Regions from separate parts of the Homo sapiens genome. Here all the other regions are linked to region 3. Evidence: chromatin contacts called from ENCODE Hi-C or POLR2A ChIA-PET data. All regions are on one chromosome and are shown on one strand. Each heading gives the region's core, a stretch centred on a gene start or an enhancer-like site at or near the end of the contact. The rest is flanking DNA. Distances are from core to core; before and after follow the strand shown.

What was found. Hi-C counts contacts between places; a loop is a spot of excess contacts on that map. ChIA-PET counts read pairs that join two places held with the same protein, here RNA polymerase II (POLR2A). Pooled maps may share reads with other maps.
Region 1: a loop to region 3 is called in a pooled map, with 17 times the contacts of the local background. The contact joins the promoter of STK4 here to the promoter of ZFAS1 in region 3. A Hi-C loop is called at or near these places in 3 of 37 single-sample maps with no recorded cell type and 10 of 50 pooled maps.
Region 2: a map with no recorded cell type shows a loop between it and region 3 (12-fold over the local background). The contact joins the promoter of CD40 here to the promoter of ZFAS1 in region 3. A Hi-C loop is called at or near these places in 3 of 37 single-sample maps with no recorded cell type and 2 of 50 pooled maps. POLR2A ChIA-PET finds 5 or more read pairs at or near these places in 1 of 52 experiments (naive thymus-derived CD4-positive, alpha-beta T cell).

The regions. Positions count from the first base shown.
Region 1 is chr20:44,964,484-44,968,146 of GRCh38, forward strand. It overlaps STK4 (serine/threonine kinase 4), which reads left to right and starts at 2,029. Exons shown (of 11, transcript NM_006282.5): 1 at 2,029-2,120. The coding sequence starts at 2,086. It overlaps STK4-DT (STK4 divergent transcript), which reads right to left and starts at 1,975. Exons shown (of 3, transcript NR_038341.1): 1 at 1,634-1,975; 2 at 1,079-1,202; 3 at 1-965. RefSeq lists a silencer at 1,854-2,103 and an enhancer at 3,244-3,323.
Region 2 is chr20:46,116,453-46,120,079 of GRCh38, forward strand. CD40 (CD40 molecule) reads left to right here and starts at 1,862. Exons shown (of 9, transcript NM_001250.6): 1 at 1,862-1,942. The coding sequence starts at 1,892. RefSeq lists a cis regulatory region at 1,044-3,141, enhancers at 1,083-1,899, 1,665-1,724, 2,735-3,084 and a silencer at 1,641-1,860.
Region 3 is chr20:49,276,414-49,280,056 of GRCh38, forward strand. It overlaps ZFAS1 (ZNFX1 antisense RNA 1), which reads left to right and starts at 1,765. Exons shown (of 4, transcript NR_036658.2): 1 at 1,765-2,303; 2 at 2,691-2,795. ZNFX1 (zinc finger NFX1-type containing 1) reads right to left here and starts at 1,644. Exons shown (of 14, transcript NM_021035.3): 1 at 1,608-1,644. It overlaps SNORD12C (small nucleolar RNA, C/D box 12C), which reads left to right and starts at 2,532; the gene lies at 2,532-2,610. RefSeq lists enhancers at 819-878, 1,220-1,720, 1,721-2,221, 1,979-2,273, 2,149-2,348 and silencers at 1,419-1,648, 1,699-2,058.

The DNA of each region.
Region 1 (3,663 bases), core at 779-3,278, 4.3 Mb before region 3:
ACATCCCATACTGTATTTTCCAACCATGTTTCATTGTGGATGTGGAACCCTCTGATAGAGAGGGCTGACTGTATTTATTGAAAACAAAACAAAACAAAACAAGGGTTGTATTGGTGGACCCATGCAGCTCAAACCCTTGTTGTTCCCAGGTCAACTGTATATCCAGAGCTTATAGGAAAATACCTCTCCCAGTAACCCTGCTCACCATTTCTCTCTTAAGCTATTATTATGATTAGCCACGGTTTGCTATTTAAATTTAAATTTAAATAAAAATGTGGCCTTTCAGTTATGCTAGCCACATTTAAAGTGCTCAATAGCCATATGTGGCTAATGGTTACTATTTCGGACAGCACATATTTAGAACATTCCCATCATTTCAGAAATTTTCATTGGGAACACTCTGCGGAAAAAGGGGGCCATCATAATGTGAGTCCATCTTCTGGAAAAATCCTGGGAAGGGGACAAAGGAGGTCTGTTTGGCATTGTGTAATGGTAATTTGGTATTTAATTTTCAAAAATGTTTACCCAATTCCTATTCATCAGCCAGGTGTGGTGGCTCTTGCCTGTAATCCCAGCACTCTGGGAGGCCGAGGTGGGAGGACTGCTGCAGCCCAGGAGTTTGAGACCAGCCTGGGTAATAATAGGGAGATCCTGTTTCTACAAAACACCAAAAACAAAACAACAACTTTGATGTTGTGGAGTCAGGACAGTCCTGGGTTAAAACCTTTGCTCTCCTTAGCTGTGTAAACCGTGGGTCTCAGCTTTCTTATCTGTTAACGGTAGGTACTTCTTCCTAGGGCTGTTTTGAGGATTAAGTGAAAGTCCAAGATTGTGTCTGGCACACAGTAGCTTCTCAGCAAATGTTTTCCTCCTATGTCAGGGAATGGCTCCTTTATCCCGTTTTGGGCCCATGGGTGGCCCTGAAGGGTGGGTGCTCAGGTGTTAAGTTCTGTAGATGGCATATCCTTGGGAAAAGCAAGGCAATTAAAAACAGTGAGAGGTTGCTCTGGTTAAGTTTTCTCCTATAACTTTCCCCATGGGTCAATTGGGTAGAATCTGCCATTTTCCTAATACTTACTGATGGTAGTGGCATTCGGAAGCACAATAGCTGAAGCCGGAGCTCTGAGTGGAGAGAAAGGTCTGTTTCTCAGGCCCAAAAAGAGGTTACACACCCATGGCTGTCCAGTTTGGTGGTGCAGGCCCTGAAATCAGACCAAACTGGATTTAAATCCCCAAACCTATACTCTAAGCTATGTGACCTTGGGCTAGATACTTCACCTCTCTGGCCTTATGAAGTAGGAATAATAATAATACCGTCTAGGTTGTTAGGAGTATTAAATGAGGTAAAGCACTGAAAACGTTTAGGGACTGTGTTAAATCATTAAATAAATAAAAACGGGGATGACCTTATCGGCTTGACACAGGGGATTAAATGAGATAATATATGAAGACAAGTACACGGCAAATGCTTAATTAATGTTGCTTATTTTTATGTCTGCAAACTGACTTAAAGGGGAGGCCTTTAAGAAAGACAGTGGGGCAATTTGCGCGTTGATGCATTGTAGGAGAAAATGTGCAGGGGGCCCGTTGGGACCAGAGTTCAACCAGGTAAGCGGCAGAAAACCACAAATACCTCCAGGCGTTCCTGGGGCAGCGCCGCCTCCCCAAAATCACGCAAAACTTGGTTTGCTAAGAATTGTCAGCTCTTCTAAAGGAGGCGCTTCACGCATCTCAGTCTGTGAAATGGGACCCAGGACCCAGGTAGAGGTGCGTTCTCGGCCTGGGGACCGAGTATTTTGTGCGCTCCGGTAACGCAGGAAGACAGCGCCACTGACACTCTAGAGACCAGCGGGCACCGCCTGGAGGCGCCTTCACCACTTGGCGGTTCCGGGTCCGCGCCCCACCGCGCCACAAGACTCACGCCCGAACCACGTGATCAGGGCCGTGGCTCCGCCCCGCTCCCGCGCCGCGCGCCGCTTCCGGTAGGGGCGGAAAGCGGAAGTGTGGGAGGGTCTGCGGGGCGGGCTCAGGAGGTCCGCGGGAGGATGGAGCAGTGAGCGGGTCTGGGCGGCTGCTGGCAGCGCCATGGAGACGGTACAGCTGAGGAACCCGCCGCGCCGGTGAGGGGCCACTGGCTAAGAGGACGGGCATGGGGTCAGGGGAAGAAAAGGCGGGAACTGGTTGAGGGGATACACCTGTGTGGGAGTCCCCGGAGCTAAGCGACCCAGCCGATGGGGCACCTGCTGAGTGAGGGGGGGGACGTCTGGTGGGTGAGGGTCCGGCTGAGGGGAGCATCTGCTAAGGAGGTTAGACTTGGGACCGGTTAGAGGGAGCACTCGCTGTGGTGAGACTGTGCTGAGGAACGTGGGGACAAGTTAGGGAGAGTACCTGCTGAGGCCGGGCCACTCGGGGGAACGCTATCCAAGCAGGGACTCACGGAGGTGGGGGCGAATGCTGAAGCAGGGTGAGAATCTGTGAGGGATCTCTTTAAGGGGGTGGATCGAGAACTGGCCAAGAGGAAGGCCGGGTGGACTTTCTAAGGGTCTGAAGTCCCACTTGAGGGGTGCGGTGGGGGGATCTGTGGAGGGGAAAAGCTTTGCGCCTAAGGCTGAAAGCATGCGAGGAAAGGTTGAGGGTCTAGCAAGGGAGGGGATGGTGGAGGGTAGCATTTCAGAGGATGCTGTTGGTGGTGTCCCCACTGTAGGATGGCATCTTTTATTACTGATGTTCAGTGTCTTCCTAATGGTCTTCACATCCTCCTCAGCTCTTCAGAACCTGACATTGGGAGGTAGGTAAGGAAATAAGAGGATATTTTCGAGATGGGGAGACTGAGGTCCAGAGTAGTTGGGAAGTGTTTCCTTCTTTACTCCGGGTCACTGAACCCTGCCAGTCTGTGCCCTTTTCAGGCCTCAGTTGTTTTGTGAATATCAGCACCAAATCCTAGTGGTACCTGGAATTGCTTTAGTTCAAGATCAGGATGGTGGCTGATCCTAGAAAATCTCAACTCCTGGATTTCCCTTGTGGACATCCCGGGTCTTTTGCCACTCTACCACATCTGGAGAAAAGTAGGGACTAGAGACCGAAGGAGTCATGCTTCTCTGAGGTTCAGTGTGGTTACTTCTATTTCACAGAGACGTCTGACTTCCTGCAGCAGAATGAGCTCTAAAGAAGGAAGTGTTCAGGGTGTGGAAGTGCAGGGCAACCAAGAGGTGAAGAGAAGGGATTGACTGCCTGGGCAGCACTCTTAGGGGTTGTTTGAGCTTGGGGATGTTTGAGGTGCACAAACATTGCAGAAGGCAAATAGGTGGTTGGGATGGGCTTTGGATTCACCCTAGCGTAGTGTGCTGAGACTGTAATAGTAATGATTATTACACTCATATTGCACTTACCGGGTGCCAGGCACTGTTCTAAGTGCTTTCCATGTGTCCTGCTGAAGCATATGAAATTGCTGATATTTGACCATTTTTGAACCATAAAAACCTCATTTGAACTCATTTGAACCTCACAACAATCCTGTGTGGTAGATATCCCTATATGTCTGTTTTACAGATGATAAAACTGAGATACAGAGGGTAGTGATTTGCTGGGAGAAGTCATAGCAAGTAAGAGACAGAGCTAGGATTTTAATGTCTATGGGGTCTGGTCCAAAGTCCATGTTCTTTT
Region 2 (3,627 bases), core at 612-3,111, 3.2 Mb before region 3:
CAGAGGCTGCACCAGAACCCAGGTGTTCCATGCTGCAAAGCAGAGTGTTAACACTGGTTCAAGAACATCTTGAGGGCCAGGTGCGGTGGCTCATGCCTGTAATCTCAGCACTTTGGGAGGCCAAGGCAGGCGGATCACCTGAGGTCAGGAGTTTGAGACCAGCCTGGCCAACGTGGAGAAACCCCGTCTCTACTAAAAATACAAAAATTAGCTGGGCGTGGTGGCGCCAGCCTGTAATCCCAGCTACTCGGGAGGCTGAGGCAGGAGAATTGCTTGAACCCAGGAGGCAGAGGTTGCAGTGAGCCGAGATCATGCCACTGCACTCCAGCCTGGGCAACAGAATGAGACTCTGTCAAAAAAAACCCAAAAACCAAAAACCAAACAAACACCCAAAAAACAAAACGAAACAAAAAACAAAAAAACAAAAGCACGTCTTCAGAGTTCATGAACCCAGGAAATGTAGGCACAAGTGTGTGTGTTTCTGCAAAATGAGAGGGTCCCGAGTTTCCTAACATACTTAAAGTGTTTTATGATGCCACAAAAGGCTGGCCCACTCTTTTTTTTTTTTTGAGATGGAGTTTTGCACTGTCGCCCAGGCTGAAGTGCAGTGATGTAATCATTGCAATCATGGCTCACTGCAACCTTGACTTCTTGAGCTCAAGCGATCCTCCTGCCTCAGCCTCCTGAGTAGCTGGGACTACAGGTGTTTGCCACCATGCCTGGCTAACTTAAAAATTTCTTTATTTTGTAGAGATGGGGGTCTTGCCATGTTGCCAGGCTGGTCTTGAACTCCTGGCCTCAAGCAATCTCCCTTTTTGGCCTTCCAAAGTGTTAGATTACAGGCGTAAGCCACCGCGCCTGGCCCCCACCTTTATTTTTATTTTTATTTATTATTTATTTTTTTTTTTTTTGAGACTGAGTCTTGCTCTGCCTTCGAGGCTGGAGTGCAGTGGCACGATCTCGGCTCATTGCAATCTCTGCCTCTGCGGTTCAAGCGATTCTCCTGCCTCAGCCTCCCGAGTAGCTGGGATTACAGGCGAACGCCACTACATCCGGTTAATTTTTGTATTTTTAGTAGAGACGGAGTTTCACTATGTTGGCCAGGTTGGTCTCGAACTCCTGACCTCAAGTGATCTGCCCGCCTCGGCCTCCTAAAGTGCTGGATTACAGGCGTGAGCCACCGCGCCCGGCCCCACTCTTAATAAATGCCTGTCTCCAGGTGCTGGGTGGGAGGTGGGATGGAATGGAATGAGGTGAGGACGCATGGATGCATGGATGAATGGATGGGAAGTTGAGACGACGCGCCCACACGAGGGAATTTCCTTTGAAAGAGAGCGAAATTCTGAGTTGGGAAACTCTTCCTTGAAACGCCTCCCCATACCCCAGCTGTGGCCTTCCCGTTTTCTGCGTGGTGGTGTGGGGGGAACTTCCTCAGGCCTCTCCGCAGTGGAGCCTCTTTCGGTTCTGCCAGGATACCTAGAGGCAGCGGAGAGCGGGGCAGGGAGGGGAAAACCGTGAGGGTCCCTGTGGCAGGCCCCAGCACCCATGGGATCTCTCTCCGGTCGCAGGAAGCAGGCTAGCTCCTAGCCCGCCTCGGCTTGGCCTTTGTGGGACCTGGGGGCAAAGAAGAAGAGCTGTCTCTGGGACCATGCCTCCTCCCGTACACAGCAAGATGCGTCCCTAAACTCCCGGGGGAATTAGACTTGTGGGAATGTTCTGGGGAAACTCCTGCGCGGTGAATTGCTGGGGGCTCCGCCCCCCCGATAGGTGGACCGCGATTGGTCTTTGAAGACCCCGCCCCTTTCCTGGGCGGGGCCAAGGCTGGGGCAGGGGAGTCAGCAGAGGCCTCGCTCGGGCGCCCAGTGGTCCTGCCGCCTGGTCTCACCTCGCTATGGTTCGTCTGCCTCTGCAGTGCGTCCTCTGGGGCTGCTTGCTGACCGCTGTGAGTTGTTTTTGCCCCGACCAGACGGGAGTTGGGAGTGGGGAATGAGAAGGAAAGGGAAGGAAGACTTCGGGGAAGAGGCCTTCCTGGCTGATTTTTGTGGGGGCAGGAGGGTGGGTGGGAGCTGGGCAAGGTGCCCCCGCTCCTGGCTGAATGGGGTGGGCTGCCTCTCTCTTCTCCCGGGCTGGGGTCCCGGGAGCGGCCTACAGGGGCCGCTCAGGGAAGGCACTGGCTGCCCAAGCGTGCCTAGACGGCCTGGACGGGTTTAGGGAGCCTCAGAGGCTGGCCACACAGAGACTGGTAGGGGGTTCAGAGGGCGGGAAGTGAGGCGGACCAAGGGAAGGGGCGGGTCTGGCCCGTTTCCTGTCCCCTTCTTATTGTGGACAGATGCCAGCCTCTGTAAGTAGTTATCATCTCCTTGCCAGCTGGGGCTGCCTTCTTCCAGGGCATCTTGTGGGAACAAGAGATGGGTGCAGAGGCCCAGGTACTTTTGTGAGAAGGCAAGGAGCTTTTAACATCGCCTTCCACCCCGAACCGTATCTTGGGTGTTCCAACCTAGGAGGAATCCCCAGGGCTTTGCCTTTTTCTCCTGAATTTAAGATGACATAGGAGACCCCTGGGGAGATGAACAGTTTATGGGACACAATAAAGGGTTAGGAGACCAGAGTTCTGGTTGGCTCTGACAGGGCTGGTGATCAGAGGGCTGGAGAAACCAGGGGTTTCTCCAGGCACCAGAGGGGCTCAGAGCCAACCAAGCATATCTCCGGGATTTTCAGAAGCCTACACTTGACTCACTTTTTGTTTAAATGTATTTTTGTAGTTCCTCATTCTGGAGGCTGGGAATCCCCCAAGTACCTGGCTCCTTCATCCCAGCCCCTCTGGCCTCCCCCTACTTTAGAGGGCTGTAGATTCCTGCCTGAAGCCTGGGCAGGAATGACCCATGGTATCAAGGAAAGCAAGGGAAGCAGCAAGGGAAGAGAGGGAGTGGGGAGGCTGCTTTGGTCCCACAGCTTTCACTTTCACCTGAAGCAATGGCTCTTAGGGAACAGGGAGGCAGGGGGAGGGCGGAGCTGGAAAGAGGTAAAGGGGGGCCCTTGTGGTAGGAGTGGAGAAAGAGCCAGAGGAGGTGGGGTGAAGGGTGTGATCCAGGCTTCTCAAGAGCAGAGTTTGCCCTCATAACTCCCAACTTTGGCTCCAGGTAGAGGCTGGGCTGTGACAACAATGTCAGAAGCTATCTATTGAGGGCTTCTTGTGTGTCAGGCTCTGAGCCAAACACTGCCTGTTTTCTTTGTCTGATTTCTCACAACTCCCCCATTATACAGATGGGCAAATTGAGGCTCAGAAAGGGGGATTGTCTTGCCAAAGGTCTCATAGCTAGCTAATGGAAGAACCTGGTTGTGAATCTACATCTGCATGATTCCCGAGCCTGCCTCTCAGATAGTGAGAGTCTCCAAGCTCTGGTCCTGAGCTGTTTTGTGGCAGAAGGACCAGAACTATGGGGAGTGAGAACTGGAGATTGACAGACTTTTAGGGGAGCGTTTTATTTCTCATGTGTTTGAAGATGGTATCAAGGACTTTCCTATCTTTGGGAGTGTGGGAGCTCCACGTTCACAGGATGGTGTCTTGCAATGAGCTGGTGGGGGGCAGTAGCCTTTTCTACTTCCTTTCCCATTTTGGGTAAGACA
Region 3 (3,643 bases), core at 515-3,014:
TCTTTGGAATGGAGCCAAATGATTAAGCTCTCTGCTCTACTGAATCAAGAGAAAGAAATTACATGTTTCAATAACCAGGAGGTTTGGCAACTACGAGGTGCTGTTTCCTCAGGACCAGCTAGAAATCTGATATTCTTTCTTCCTCCTCATTCTTCTACCTTGGTGATTTTTGACACTGGTCCTGTAAGAGGAAGAGGAAGCCCCTTTAAGGGAGCTTCTCAACCCAACTCATACACATGGTGTGGGCTGGGGCTAAGGAAAGAGTGGGTGACTCAGAGTCCTCAGCAAAGGGATTTTTGAGACTGTCTTCACTGAGTTCTAAAATATTCATAATTGGAAACTGTGACTACATTTGGCATTATATGAGGGGCAGCTTTTTTCCTCATCTGAAAAAGGAGTCTCTTTTCTTCCCCCTGGGAATATCTCTGGTGAGTCCCCTCCCTCATCTTATCAAACCCAGCCCTCCTGGCGCAGGCTCAGTATTTAGAGTTTGTTTGTTTATTTTCAATTCTCCGAGGGGAAAATTCCTTCTTCCCCTTGTTGAAAAATGCTAAAATAGAAACTCCAGAAAATTTAAAAGAAACGGAAGAAAAGAAAAAAAGATGTTAAAAAAAAGGCAAGGGAAGGAAGGGAGGAGTAGACATGAACAGGAAATGCTGGGATCGAAAACAGACTGAAGTGTTTTTTTTTGGTGGGGGGAATCAAGGCCTAAAGGGCACGAAGAAGAAAATCAGTGATGATCAAGCTGGCCTGGAGTCAGAATGAGAGGGGCTAGTCATCACCAGAGTGGGACGCAGGAGGCTGAGGTCGGAGGCAGAGCTGGGTTTGGGGGAAGTCTCCAGGGTCCTGGGGAATCCCTGACCCAGGGAGCCCACGGTCCCTAATGGAAATGTTATGGGGTCAGGGAGCGCCAAGGCTGTGAGGTGGCGGGGTTATGGGGGCCTTGGGGAGAGGGTGGTAGCGAGCACCAGGGGGTGCTTGCTGAGGACGGAGGCGGCGGGGTGGGGGCAGGGAGCAGGCTGAAGGGGGTGCCGAGGTGCTCTGTAGAAGAGGGGGATTGATAAGGTGACAGGAGGTGAGGCCGGAGGAATGAGGGGGGTGCGAGTGGCAGAAGGGAGGGCACAGACAGGGGTAGGGGCAGAGGAGATCGAAGTGCTGAGGGCAGAAGCGGTGACGGTGTCGGGGGTGCTGGGGAGAGCGACGGGCCAGCTGAGGGGATGGGGACACTAAAGAGAGTACAGGGGAGCCGAAGGGGCGACGGGGCGCTGAGATGGGCCAGGGGCTGAGTGGGTGACGGGGCGCTGAGTAGGCGATGGAGGTCTGGGGTCTGAGGGGGAGACGGGGCGCTGAGAGGCGCTCTGAGTGGGTGCTGATGCCGCTGGGGGCCAAAGAGGTGACAAGGCTCTGAGTGGGTGATGGGGGTCTGGGGATTGAGGGGGCGACGGGGCGCTGAGGGGCCAGGGGCTCTGAGCGGGTGACGGGTGCGTTGGGGGCTTGAGAGGGTGACAGGTCTTACGGGCAGAGGCAGTGGCGGGTCGGCGCGGGCGCCGGGGTTCGCGGCGAGGCAAGGAAGAATCAGGGGCAGGGGCAGTTGCGGGGCCACTCACCCGGCTCCGGCGCGTCCTTTCACTGCCGCCGGCGAGTGCTGGGGCTTCGGCCCAGGCAGGTCGGTGGCCCCGCCCGGCGCCGCGCACTTTCGGTTTCCGTTCCCCGCAGACCCTGGGCGGAGCCGGGCGGGCGGCCCAGAGGAGGAGAAGGAGGAGGCGGGGGCCCAGGGTGGAGAGCACGAGGGCCTGGCCCAGGCACGGCCGGCGCCTCCGCCCTCGAGGAGGGCGTCACCTCAGCTCCCCCCGGCGGCGGAGCCGGCGGGCTCAGGCGGGCGCGGCTGAGGGGAGCGGACCGCGGGGGGCGGGAGATGACTGCGCCCAAGGCCTTTGCGGGCCTCAGCCGGCCCCAGAGGAAGGGGAACCCGTCGAGCGGTTTGGTGCGTGTGAAGCGCGACATGGCGAGGAAGCGGACAAGCCCGGGTGGCCCGGCGTGTAGAGGGAAGGGGGCGGGGCTAGACGCGGCCTGGACAACTACTAGAGCGCCTCGGGCTGTGCTGCTCGAGACTACATTTCCCAGAGCGACGCGCGCGGAGCGGGCGGGAAAGAGAGCGTTTCGGGTCCAGTGCGCAGGTGCGAAAGCCATCTTTGGTTATATAAGGGAGGTTCAGGAAGCCATTCGTTCTTTCGCGTCTGCGGTGCCCGGAGTGTGGTACTTCTCCTAGTTGCAGTCAGGCTTCATACGCTATTGTCCTGCCCGTAAGTTCCCGTTTTGTGTGTGGTGAGTGGAAACTCCATGTTCTTCGTTGGAGACCTCTGGTCCTCCCTTCCCTTCTTTGTGCCGTCGTCTCTGCGGCCAGCCCTAATCTCCTTCTCGTGGCTTCTCCGTCTCTGACCCCAAATAGGCCTTAAGGGCGTGGGAGAAATGAGTTTCTGGAGCTGGAAAAGCCACTGCCTTCTGCACGGGCCTGAGAAGCCCTTGGCTGGTGTAAATGATGACTTCACTTTTTTCCCCATCAGATCGACAATGCTGACGTCTTATATTTTGCCAGTTAGTTCTGATACATCGGCCTCAAAAGGCCCGGCCTTGTTCGTTTCTGACCGTGGGAAGATGGCGGTTAACGCCCTTTATTTGTTGGTTCACAGGTTAGAGCAGCCAGCGGGTACAGAATGGATTTTGGAAGAGGGAGTCACCACTGGACCTCCAAGGAAGCCACGTGCAGACATCTACAACCTTCGATCTCCTGACGAGTAAGTCTTTGTCTCCTATGGGTCTACTGTAGAAAACACGTGCTTTGAGAAGCTTTAGTTTTCTAGGAAAACGTGGGATTTAACAAAGCACTTTCTATCGAGCATTTATTAGGTATTTAAAAAAGTGTTCTGACGGCCGGGCGCTGTGGCTGACGCCTGTAACCCCAGCACTTGGGGAGGCCAAGGCAGATGGGTCACCTGAGGTCAAGATTTGGAGACCAGCCTGGCCAACATGGTGAAACCCTGACTCTATTAAAAATACAGAAATTAGCTGGGCGTGGTGGTACGCGCCTGTAATCCCAGCAACTCACAAGGCTGAGGCAGGAGAATTGCCCGAACCCGGGCGGCGGAGGTTGTAGTGAGTTGAGATTGCGCCACTGCCCTACAGTCGGGGCAACAGAGCCAGACTCCGTCTCAAAAAAAAAAAAAAAAGAAAAACATGTTCTGAATGTTTTATTCTCACAGTTCAAATATTGGAACTAGGTTTCTGGTGAAGAAACAGGTTTAAGAGAAATGCCTGAAGTGAAAGAACCTTGTTAGTGAAGAGGCGTTTAACATTTTAATGCCACTTAAACATATTTTTGGATTCCATTCTTCCTGTGTGTTGGGGCGCTTAAATTTCCAAGTGGAGGGATGATTTATTGACATATTTTGGAAAGCCAAATGTGTTTTTCTGTTGAACTAGCCACTCAAACCAGTGCCCGACTACATAACTAATATTTTTGCTAGAGTCCAGGAGTGAGGCGTTTACAAAGTCTGGGCTTCATGGGAACACATGTGAAGCTTATTGTTCCAGATTGTTCTTTTGTCAGGTAACTTGTGGTAACTTGTGTTAAAATGCAATCTCT